2 separate regions of the Homo sapiens genome follow, and region 1 is linked to region 2. Evidence: chromatin contacts called from ENCODE Hi-C data. All regions are on one chromosome and are shown on one strand. The core of a region is the stretch at or near the end of the contact, and the rest is flanking DNA. Distances in the headings are between cores, read along the strand shown. Region 1 holds the start of NOSTRIN (nitric oxide synthase trafficking). Region 2 holds the start of B3GALT1-AS1 (B3GALT1 antisense RNA 1).

Region 1 (6,184 bases), core at 1,141-3,640, 860 kb before region 2:
ATTATGATATTATGTGCTTTTTTATTAACATACTAAATTACATATCTTAAGTATTACCAACATTTTGAAGTCAGGGTGAATGTAAATATTTCTAGATATGTGCAACAACTGTAATGTTATCATAAAATTTCTGATTTTTATTGGTTACAAAGTCACAGACACTATACAGATATGACTAATAGTATTGGGGCTTGTTGCCTATATTCTGGATTGAATAAAATTCTAAATTTCAGTTAGAAATTAGTACAAATAGAGATTTTTTTTCACTGAAGTTCATGCAACCCACTGAGTTCCATACATGGGTACATTGGTGTGGGCCCGGTTAAGAACAGTAGCTAAGCTAATACTTTATGAACTGTGCTCTGTGCAACTCTAGGGACTCATGGAAGGGGACATTTTGCAGGTGGTTAAAGCTTTGGGTTCTTTTATAAAACTACCTAAATGTTTCATGAGGCACTCATTTGCAATCCATTTCCTTGTCTTATTTTGTTCCCAAACCGCAGATTCATCTTCACATAGCATTGTTCCCCAAGTACAAGCTAAGAATGTGCCAGGAAATCAACTTGAACACTTGATTAAGATGAAACAATTGCAAATAAATAAATGTTCTGTGAGTTTAGAGGGTTTGGAAACCCAGGCTGAAGGGATATCCGCCCTCCCCATGACTCCCGGATACTTTTGGTGGCAATGAGCCCATACAGATGACCTTCAAAGTTTTAGACAAGGACAGGAGTCCTTGGCCCAGCATAGCACAAGGAACTATTCAGCATGCCAGGGAGTGGAGCTTTAAGCAGACACAGAAGTGTGGTTATGGGTTGCCTTGGGGGCTGCTGAAAGAAAACATTTCTCCACGTCTGAAGACTTGACTTTGCTGTCTACAAAAAGGATGTTAGACCTTCAGTTTCTTTTTTATGGATTTATTTCTTCTTCTCTTTTTAAACTTAATTAAAGCTGCCCACCATTTCCCTGTCTTCTGTCCATTGCACCCTTCCCTGGTGTTAATTTTCTTCTTTGGTTACTATTAGTGCCAAGATTTTGCTGCCACTTACCCCATCCCTGTCCTGGCCTGCCGCCCCTATACAAAAACATTGAGGTAGGAGTGTTGAGACAGGAGAGGATTTAACAGTTTAGTCAGGGAGCAACCTCAAGGAGAGAAAAATAAATGATAAAAGACTTCTTAAAAATTATTCACAATTAACAATGGAGAGAACACTGAGATTGAAGTAATTAAAGGGGGAAGTTTCACTCTTAAAAATCTATATATAACCATATCATTGGAATTTGTTTCTACATTAAGCACAAATTATTTCTGTATTTAAAAAAAGGAAAATTAGGCAGAATTGGCTACTATGTTGTCATTATTAAAATTACTAGTCATTTATGAGTTCATCTCATTTAGCTCATCTGATTTTCTGCAATAGTAACTATAGTTCCATTTTTTCCAACCATGTGCTTTTCTTATCCATTGAATAAACAAAAAGGAAATCAATAATCCTCTGCTGATCTTTTTCTTTATGACTTTATCTCAGCGCCCATTTATCTGCCGCCCCACAGTTTGTGTTATCAATACATGAAGGATGACTGCAACCTCCTGCTTATGATGTCACCAATCTTAGCTTTTCAGCCCCATGTGTTGGGATAAAACACTGACCCTCCTTAATTACTTTATTTTCAAAGTAAACATATCCCCCCCTTTATTTTAGTTGCTTCTTATCTCCTAAATTACATCTCTGCTATTGCCGCCGGAGACCTCACAATGTCTTTGGACTTCTGACCAAACTTATATTTTTGGTAGTGCTCCAAACATTACCAAAACGAACAAACATGGAACAAACATGCTGCTAAACCAGTCTGAGAGCCACTGCAGGCCAGGCAGAGTGGGGAGTCTATCCTTCCTCCTGCAGGACTTGTGATCCTTGACTCCAAAAAATGAGGGTGAAAAGGCACAAAAACTCTCCTCCCTCACTTTATTCTCAGAGCCAAAAATTGGCTGCAGACATTCTGTGTGTTTTTGTATCCACACCACACATGATGTTGGCACCATGGGTGTATGTCTTAAGAATGTTTTCCAAACAGCCACCATCTGGATCCAAATATGAGGCTTTACTCTCTCAAAACTTTTTCCAAGAATATGAGAAGGAAAGATGACAATTACCTGCCCTGTCATTTCCTAGAAAAAGCTCTGTTTTTAAACTGAACCAAAGAAAAACCACAAACTTTTGCACCACAGCCAATATCTAAATGTGTTTGGTTTCTGAGTGTCTCAAATTTCTTAAGTTAAAATCCATTAATATACAAATCCACCCTCCACCCTCCTCACACGCAGGCACACAAACCACACTGAGCTACTCACCGGACAATCTGTCAGTGGGTCCCTCATGTTGAAATGTGTCTGGCTTTTGTCCTTTCACCTACGCTCCAGCATTCTGGACACTGTAATCAAGGTTGGGTGTGTCCTGGACTTCCGGGATTCAAAGGGCCTAGAGTACGTCAGTCCTTGTCAAACATTCCAAGGAGGAAGTCCCAGCCCTGGACTTTCATCCCGTTTGTGTCCCGAGAAAGTAAAGAACTGCTCTGGGTCAAGACGGCCAGTGTGAGATAGTGAGAATGACTTCTGTAAACCCTCAGAGGGCAGGATCCTGAGTCCTGAACAGCGTAACATTGAGAGAAGGCAGAGAAGCTGTAACATGTCTCCAACAATTCTTGCGCTTGGTCTGACAGTGCAGGAACACATATCCTCTCAGCCTGCAGTATTAATCATGCTTTTTATTTTCTGTATTGTATGATGCTTTGACCTTTGGGGACCTCATGGACTTGGAGACAGACTGCCTCTCTGAGGGTTAGCTAATTCCTAGAGAGAGCAAACAACTGGCCTGTGAGCACTCCTTTAATATGCAAACCAACAAATCCAGAGCCCAAACCTCCCCACCATCTCTGTTACCCAGTTCTCAAATACCAAGCCCATATTCCCCCACCCCCTAAATCCCACAGGGCCAGACACCAAACAACTAGGAACCTACACCTATAGAACTATAACTATAGAATGTTCAGAAACAGCTATCAGGAGCAAAGCGTACATTAACCACTTCTCTGAGCCTAACTCCACACTCGCTCCAGCCCCAACAGGATCAAGAGGCTAAGCTTTCAATGTAAAGAAAAAATTGCCTAGATCTGGCCTCATTTTTCATCACTCAAAAGGATAGACAGAACAAGAACTCAACCACAGCTTGAGTTCTATTGCATTCCCTGTACCTGTGGTCCCAGTTGCCAATCATTAGATTTCCAATGAATGGCCTATTGATGTACGACAGCCATTTGCTAGACTGTGGACAGTTCTGTTTGACTGGCAGGCAAGGGCAGGCCCCAGTTTGAAAGGAGCTCCATCAACACAGTCCAGTGGAACACTTCAGAGTTTAAAAGCATTCAGTTTTCACCTGACTGGCTGACTCAGCCTCCATTCACCTGCCCCTGGTGTGCAGGCTCCATTCAAAGTCCCTAGAAATAAGCCAGTTGCAGTGGCTCATGCATGTAATCCAAGCACTTTGGGAGGCCGAGCCTAGAGGGTCACTTGAGGCCAGGAGTTTGAGAGCAGCCTGGGCAATATAGCAGGAGATTCCTATCTCTATAATTTTTTTTTTTTAATTAGGATGTGGTGGTATGTGCCTGTAGTCCCAGCTACTCAAGAGGTTGAGGCAGAAGGATTTCTTGGGTCTAGGGGTTCAAAGCTGGGCAATAGAGTGAGACTCTACTTCTAAAAAAAAAAAAAAAAAGCTTCCAGAAACAACGTAGAAGAGTCAGGGGACAATTAAGGAAAAGAACTTGCCTTGCAACAAGAGTGGAGAGGAGGGGTCTTTTCCACACACTTAATGCCCTCCCTCTTTGCTTATCCAAAGAACTTGATCACTGGAGGTTACAACAATCTTGGGTAGCTACCACAGGGCTAGAATTAGACAAAGCAACTCTGTATAATAAAAGAAATTTAGGTAAGGCACAGTGGCACACACCTGTAATCTTAGCACTTTGGGAGGCTGAGATGGGAAGACTGCTTGAGGCCAGGAGTTCGAGACCAGCCTGGTCAACATAGCAACACCCCATCTCTTTTTTTGTTTTTTTTTTAAAAGAAATTTAGAGACAGGATATAGACTGAGGTTAATAACATGTAACTCAAATTCCCACTTGAGGGGGCTTCTCTGCCCTCAGAGATTTTAGATAAACTTGTCCGGAGCCACCATTCCAGGACTTGGGACAGCTCAATGTTTTCTCTGTGATTCCTGCCCCATTTTTCTTGCTGTTCTGTGTTTCATTTCAGTCCCAACTGAGTCCAAACTGAGGAAATTGGCCTCCCTTGCCAGTTTCCATAAGAAGTGCTGTCACACAAAGCCTACTGTGATCTTTGTATACGAATTATAGATTGGTAGGGCACTCCTATCCCCAAACTCCTCATGTGTGCCATTCCCAGTGGGCTGACTAGCTTTCCCTCAGACCTCCTGGACATCTGCTGAATTAAAATCCTTCCATCTTGCTCCTGTCTGCCACTGGGCCGTTGTAAGGGCAGCAGGGCATCCCAGCTGAATCCAGACTGAGAATTAGAACTTGGCTATTTGTTGAGCTTCTCGGAGGAATGTTTGAATGTGCAAAAAGCCTTGATTTTGGAGGTCAGAAATAGGTTGGTATCGTTTATCCTTTGTCACAATAATGCTGTGTAACAAACAGAAACCCAGTGGCTTCAAATGACAGAGACTTTATTTGGTTCACAAATCTGTAGTTTAGCTGGATGGATCTTCAGGTGTCCCCTGACCTCACTCATGTAAAAGCAGGTCATCTACACAGGGCTTGGCAGAGCCATGCATCTGGGCTTTTCTGGGCAGGGGGCTGGCTGGGAGCTAGCTGTTGGCTGAGGCCGTATTTCATCAGCTGGTAGTCTAACCAGGCTCTTCTCAGGGTATGGCAGAGGAGCCACAAGAGTGAGTGGAAGAGCTCGAGGCCTCTGGAGGTACAGCTTAATATGGACATCCCATCATTTCAGCCACATCCAGCTGATCAAAGCCAGTCATGGGCCAGCCCAGATTAAAGGGGTGAGGAGAGCTTCCACTTCATAATAGGAGGAACTTAGTGTCCCATTGCAAAGGGCATAGAGACAGAGAGGGGCAGACAATTGGAGTTAGTTTTCCATTCAATTTACTACAATGGCTGCTTAATATTTGTTCTTGAATGACTAGAGATAAAGCAGCAAGGACAAGGAGCAGGTGGCTGGTATATGTCTTTCTTTCCCTCTCCCCAATCCAGCCTGGGGTGACACGTTTTGAACCTCAGCAGACTGGCGTTAGGAAGAGAAATAAGAGGACCTAAATCATAAAAGACTCTAGACGGATAAGGGCTGTTCTCTCCTCTGACCCCACATTCCACCCTACACATACTCTGCTAAGGAGCACAGCAAAAAGCACCTCTCCTGGATATGGGTTGTGAGGAGGCAGCAGCAGGGAGAACCTGCTAAGTTGTCTTCAGCCACTGAGGCTCAGGTAGGTGAGGCATCTTGATGAGAAGGATAGAGCAGACCACAGTGAGCACATTTGTCCCCGAGCATGTGAGAATTCCTCCAGTCCCCAAAAATGGCCCAAGGGGACTTTGGGAGGAGGAGACTGAGTTCCCATGTGAGTAAGAGGAGCAAAGAATCTTGTAGTTTTGGAATTAATATTAACAACCTCATTTGTACCTACAGGTTGATGAGAATGTGAACCTAAAGGAAAGAACAACTGAGGCCAACTTAATATAAGTAGAGCATTTACTTGGGCCAAGCTTGAGGGCTGCAACCCAAGAGCATAGTTTCAAGTGGCCCTGAGTATACGCTCTGGTTAGCAGCAGGTACAAGTAGGTTTTCAAAGGAAAAGAAGAGGAAGAGGAAGCTCCTGAGTTGTTTGCCAAGAATTTCCATGAAAATAACACAAGCTGTTGATTGGCTCTACACTGTTCTGTGAATCACAAATTCCAGGACCATAAAGATAGCAGATGAGGCAGCTAGTCAGGAACAAGATGCCTTTACATGATTGCTTCTAGGTGTGGGTTCAAGGAGGCAGAGCAAGACTTGAGCCCCATACTCCCCTCTCTGGGCCTGATAAATTTTGCATACCTCATATAGCTCAGACTGCTCTAAGCCATTTTTCTTCTCTCAAGAACTATCTTCTGT
Region 2 (6,568 bases), core at 1,376-3,875:
TTTATGTAGCTCTTTGCCTTCTATCAGAAAGAGAGACTTATTTTTATTTGTTTATTTTTTTTGAGACAGGGGCTCGCTCTGTTTCCCAGGCTGGAGTGCAGTGGCACAGTTACAGCTCATTGCAGCCTCAAACTCCAGGGCTCAAGCAATCCTCCCACCTCAGCCTCAAGAGTATCTGGGACTACAGGTGCAAGCCACCATGCCCAGCTAATTTTTTTTTTTTTTTTTTTTTGTAGAGCAGGGGTTTCACCATATTGCCCAGGCTGGGAGATTTACTGTTAAACAATGATATAATGCTGGACTCTATTGGGTAGTGTGATGGTTAATGCTGAGTGTCAACTGGATTGGATTGAAGGATACAAAGTAATGATCCTGGGTGTGTCTGTGAGGGTGTTGTCAAAAGAGACTAACATTTGAGTCAGTGGGCTAGGGAAGGCAGATCCACCCTTAATCTGGTGGATCAATCTAATCAGCTGCCAGCGACTATAAAACAGGCAGAAAAACATGAAAGAGGGAGACAGGCCTAGCCTCCCAGCCTACATCTTTCTCCCATGCTGGATGCTTCCTGCTCTCAAACATAGGATTCCAAGTTCTTCAGTTTGGGAACTCAGACTGGCTCTCCTTGCTCCTCAGCTTGCAGACAGCCTATTGTGGGAACTTGTGAATGTGTAAGTTAATACTTAATAATATATATATTCCTATTAGTTCTGTCCCTCTAAGAGAACCCTGACTAATACAGGTAATACAGGTAGGGTCCTCTGAGTTTCAGAAAGCAGCTCAGTGTTGCCTTTTAAGAAGAGTGTTACCATTGTCTATGCTCCATTTGTTCAAGGAGACTGCATTTGCTCATGGCAGACATGGCTAATCAATCACAGTTCTAATCCTCATTGAGACTGAGTATTTTTCATTACAGCAATCCAGACAGCCTTGACCATTTGAGGTTGGCACTTGTGAAAACACAAGAACCTCATGTTTATTTTATCCACAACCATACACATACCACTTAGCTTACAGTTATGTAATAAATGTTGAATTAATTAATTATTGTCATGGCTGATTTATACTAATTCCCTCAAATTTAGAGTCATTAAACATAATTTTGAAAAGATCACAGGATTTCAGAGATCATCCGATCTAATCTCCTGGCAGTCTTCCTGGGAACTCATGCTTCTAACCCTCAGCCTTGTATTTCTTACGCTCTGCACAGAAAGAAATTCCCTTTCTGTTAAAGGAGAAAGATCATGCAAATATGAGATCAGACAGCTTTCTGAGTGGAGCCAGAGGTCGTGTTTCTGAAGCTTTTAATCATAGAGAGAATATGTTAAATGTATGATAATCCCCAGAATGTTATCCCAGAGACACCTGCTCTGGAAAAAACACCTGAGTATACAAGCAGATATTGGATGCATAAACTTAAAGTTTTAGCAAATCACCTTGAAGTCCTTAGCTGCAAAGAAATGATTATTTTTTCCACAATGACTGAGCCAGGGAACTTTCTCTACATTCCTGTGCTGAAGACGTTTGAGGCTGAGATTCTGTATTCATTCAGCCTCCAAGGAACCCTTTGCCCCGGGTCCATCCAGGTTGAAGGAGAGCCAAGCCCTCTCCAAAATAACGTTTTCTTCAAATATGTTGTCCACCTAGCTCAGAACACATGACAATGGCAGTGTAGGTTTTTCAACAATTTTTCAACTTCCTTTTCTTATTTGAATATGGAGCATCGTACCTTGTGCTGACTTTGAGAAAACACAATCCATCTGTAGCCTCTAAAAAGCTCTTGCATGTAAGTCGAATCCTGTGTCCCCTTTCGCTCCTTGTTTTCTGCCGAAGACCCCTTCGCTGTGCTGGAAGTGGGGTGGAGAGCTGAGGATCCTGAAGTGCCCTGGCTCTCGGTCACCACCATGGCCTCGCTCCTCCTCTGTGCTTCTGCACGCCAGCTGTGCTGGCCTCCTTGCTGTTTCTCTAACACACCAAGCACTGCTTTCATGGTTTCTTCAGAGACAGGCTTCTTCCAGATCTCCTTAGCTAATTACCTCTCCTTCTTCAAGACGCTGCACACATATTACTTCTTCAATGTGGCCTCCCTGAATTCTATATTTAAAATTCTAACCTTCAACCCACCTACCCAGTACTCTCGATCTCCTTACTCTGCTTCTTTTTCTTTTGCCAAAGCGCTTACCACTGTCTTTAAAAGTCTATAAAATTTACTTAGATTATGTCTGATATATATTGTTTCATGCTGCTCCCCAGGGTTAGAGACCTTTGTTTTGTCAACTGAGGTATGCAAGCTCCCAGAACAGTAACAAGGATATTACAGGCTCTGAGTAAATACTTACTGATGAATAAATGAATAATTTCTTAAGTAAAAACACAGGGAAAGCTGTGAAACAACAGCGACAGTTTGGCTGTATCGCCACCCAAATCTCAACTTGAATTGTAGCTCCCAGAATTCCTGTATGTTGTGGGAGGGGCCCAGGGGGAGGTAATTGAATCATGGGGGGCCGGTCTTTCCCATGCTATTCTCGTGATAGTGAACAAGTCTCATGAGATCTGATGGGTTTATCAGGAGGTTCCGCTTTTGCGTCCTCCTCATTTTCTCTTGCTGCCGCCAGGTAAGAAGTGCCCTTCACCTTCTGAGGCCTCCCCAGCCATGTGGAACTGTAAGTCTAATTAAACCTCTTTTGCTTCCCAGTCTCGGGTATGTCTTTATCAGCACTGTAAAGACGGACTAATACACTCCTTTTCGTGTAGCCTCAAATTTAATCAATTATGGGTTTATTTGACTTAATGGATGTTTCTTTTAAAATACAAATACTATGGTACTGGTGCTAAAGACTGTCAGTTACTAACACATTATTGTGAATCCATTTAAGGTAATCACTGCCTTCCACTCTCTAGTAGAGACCAGCTTCCTGACGAGAATGAGAATGTCTGAGGGATGTAGGATATTTTGGAACACAGACCACTTCAGGCACCATGGAAATCCTGGGTGGAAGCCAGAGTGGGAAAGCCTAAGGCAGCAGAATAGGATTCAGCCTGGAGAGATGGGAATGGTAAAACCGTGTTTACATTTTAATCTTTAGTTGCTGAGATGATCTTTTAAAAATCCCTCCAAGAAAAGCTTGTTTAGATCAATGACCGCCTCCCTTAAATCAATAACATCTGTTGGCCAAGTATATGTAAGTCTATGTCCCAAAATGTGCCCAGCAGGAACTTATTTAAAGGAGTAAATGGCAATGGGGATGAGCATTTGATTTCCTGGATTGCTCCATGTGTCTCTTGCCAGGAGACTGAAATGCTTATTCGATTTGCTTCATCTAAAAAGAATGATTCAGTTTCTCATGCAGCTCTCTACAGGCTGGTCCAGCTGATTAGCTATCCAGATGTCACTGCCCAACACTGTGGCACTTCCACAATTTATTTGGCCACCATGAATAATACCAATATTACAGCCCACACAAACACCATTTTATGGCTATTTTATGATTGTTAGATTGTTGATGGTCAAGCTGTTTTCAGAGTCAACACATCATTGTGTAGTGTCCTCAAATACAATCACAGACCTGAACCAAACAGCTTTGGGATGATGGTGAGAGGCTGTGGGGTTGGCATAAGCAGTGGTGTATTAAAGAGCTCAGGCTTAAAATTTTGTGATCGTTATAGTTATTCACACTCTATAGAGCTAGAGAAGCTTAATGAAATCATTTCCTTTCCATCTTTCCTGGAAACCAAATGGCTATTTGTGGTATGATATGAGATTTTTGAGCAAACGAGAGAGAGATGATAGAATGAGAAAACACAGGACTCTGAGGGCATCACGTCCCTCTGAGCCAAATGGAGGGAAATCTTTACAGAAATGCTGAAAATTCCCCTAAAAACCCTTCTGGATGTAAAGTCTTTCACAATAAATAACAATAGCTACCATTTACTGAATGCTCACTCCTTGCCAGGCACTGTACAAGCAAGATTGCACTTAATCCTCACAATAGCCCTCATTAGCTTATTGGGTAACTTCCCATATGAGTTACCTCCCATTGGGTAACTTCCCATATGAGTTACCCATATGCTCTACCACCTCCCAAAGTGAGGAGGTGGTAGAGCAAGAGCCCAAACCAGTGGCTATGATAACACCCAGGTCCTCCTTCCCTCTGTTACATTGTCTCCACACAAAAACCAAGGCGGGATACTGAGGTCTCTTGACTCTGTCTGCGGACAGAGGGTTTCAAGACATTATTTTACACCAGAAATCTCCCTCATTTGAGCTGGGTGTCAGGTTTTGGGGTATATATGCCACGAATATAGGAAGAGTATAAAGAGCTTTTTAAAGTTTAATTTCTTTTGAAATAAACATGTTTACATTTAGCCCAGGGTAGATTGTCCATAGTCAGGAAGGTGTGTCTGGTTTCCCCAGTGAGAAATGAAATTCTTTTGCTCAATCCTAGAGCCATCTTTCTCCTCTCTTTTAACAAAGCACCCTCGCTGTTGGTCCCTGCAAGCTTCAAAGAATAAAAGGCAATGCAGAGAAGGTAAGGTCTTGGTTTGTTTCCTTCACAAAATGAACCAAATGTTTTCTCTTCTAAAGCAAGAACCCAGAGAGTTGTCATTAGTCGGCAGCACTGATATGGGGATTAGGCGACTTCACGTTGTCTCCTTAAGTGTTTTTAAAATGGGTTAATGTGAGGGAACATCACATTTCTCTGTTGCCAAATGCCTTTGGGGATGTGAATGAATAATTTGGGTAAAAATTGGGGAAATGGCTGAGAAAAATGCTTCTCTTTGATTGAACAGGGGCGAGACATAACAGCCTTAGAGCTCTGTGATTTGGAAGGGTGTCTGGAGAAGAGCCAAGGGCTTAAAAATTAAGTATATGTTCAGCTTTTATGGTAAACTTTATAAGTACTTATGCCATTGGGTATCACAGGAGGAGAGTTGAATTAGAAAGTCAATAAACACACAAGCAAGAAAAAAAAACAGAGTAAAAGTGTTCTCTTAATTTTTTCTTGACCCATTAAATGCCCTAGATCCATCTGATGATTTCTTAAAGAATTTCTTTCCTCCATATGCCTCTTTTGCTACTATTTACGCTGTATAGCTGCCAGAGAATGCTTTTTTTACTACTAACAAAAGTCATAAAAACCAGTCTACGATAGTTTTTGTAAAAATGTTGCCACAAAATTAAAGACACAAAAGTCTACAACTCCAAAGTGAAGCCTATATTTTGCAGCTATGCTAATTTTTCTGAAAAGTCAACAAATAAAAAGTACAATTCTAAACTCCATCAAATGGCCAAAGTAAGCAGATGCTAGTGAAATACTGTTCTGTAGTGATGACATTAAGCTCATTGTCTCTGCTGCAATCCTAAATGAATAACTTCTTTAACTTCTACATTATTCTTGCAATTCTAGCTTGCAACAATATTTTCAAGTATGTCTGGGTCGATATTTGCTTTTTTAGTTGCTTATATTACAAATATTATATTATATTATATTTGCTTTTTTAGTTGCTTATATTAGTTACTTATATATTGCTAAATATATTATATTTAGTTGCTTATATTATATTGCTAGCTTGCAACAATATTTTCAAGTATGTCTTGGTCGATACTTGCTTTTTTAGTTGCTTATATTACAAACTATGTAAGCAAGAATTATTTGTATTATAGCACCCAAATGGAGTACCAGAAATTATTGATATTTACAATGAAACCAATATATAAAGCCTTAGGAAATAGAGAATATGAGCTAGTGAAACTCTCCCTTTAACTAAAAGGAGCATGAAACATCATGATATTCAGTTTTAGCTGAAACAAGAGAAAAAGAAATAATTGCAAAATGTACACGCTGCACCATAAACCTGTTTATCTTCAAGTAGTCTTTCTGGAGTCCCACTTAAATGTAGCTGAAGCTAGACAGATGATTTCCTATCCACAATCTCAATTACCAACACAGTTGGAGCGAACTTTGGAGACAATGTGGGTTGTTCACATAGTAATCAAGTTTTCCTAACCTGAATAGAGACTAAACCAAACAAATAGACACCCAACAAATATTTGTGAATTAAAGAAGGGATGGAAAAGTACAATTATTGAGTCAAACCAAGGTCTTTTAAAAAAAGGTTTTCTTGAGCTGGGGTCTTGCTCTATTGCCCAGGCTGGTCTCAAACTCCTGTCCTCAAACTATACTCCCTCCTCAGCCTAACAAGTATCTGGGACTACAAGTGTGAGCCAGGCTGACTAAGCTCTTAATTTTTTTTTTTCATTTCTTGGGTCTTGAAAATAAAGGGCATCATAATACCTGACAGCTTCACTTAGAGTTAGAACATTCCGACAGAAGTCACAAATTTAAGAAATCCTGTGCCCCAGTCATGTCTGTCCACATATGAAGAAAGCTGGGCCCAGAGAGAAGGAAGCTTCTTGCCTGCATCACACATAGCTTGTTACTGGTAGAGCTAAGGCTTAAACTTGAATAACTACTCGCAGGCTCACGCTCCCTTACGGTGCCATTCTGCCTCCTCTTTGCCTTCACCAGGGTGTCAGCCTTATCTACAGTTATCCCTCTGATACTATTTC

What was found. A loop is a pair of places that touch in the nucleus more often than their neighbours do.
Region 1: a map of K562 shows a loop between it and region 2 (3-fold over the local background). The contact joins the promoter of NOSTRIN here to the promoter of B3GALT1-AS1 in region 2. A Hi-C loop is called at or near these places in 1 of 168 maps with a recorded cell type or tissue (K562).

What each region holds. Positions count from the first base shown.
Region 1 is chr2:168,798,843-168,805,026 of GRCh38, reverse strand. It overlaps NOSTRIN (nitric oxide synthase trafficking), which reads right to left and starts at 2,390. Exons shown (of 16, transcript NM_001039724.4): 1 at 2,354-2,390. The coding sequence starts at 2,380. RefSeq lists an enhancer at 2,447-2,946.
Region 2 is chr2:167,937,201-167,943,768 of GRCh38, reverse strand. It overlaps B3GALT1-AS1 (B3GALT1 antisense RNA 1), which reads left to right and starts at 2,625. Exons shown (of 5, transcript NR_131227.1): 1 at 2,625-2,660. It overlaps LOC124907903 (a long non-coding RNA gene), which reads left to right and starts at 4,150. Exons shown (of 2, transcript XR_007087281.1): 1 at 4,150-4,526.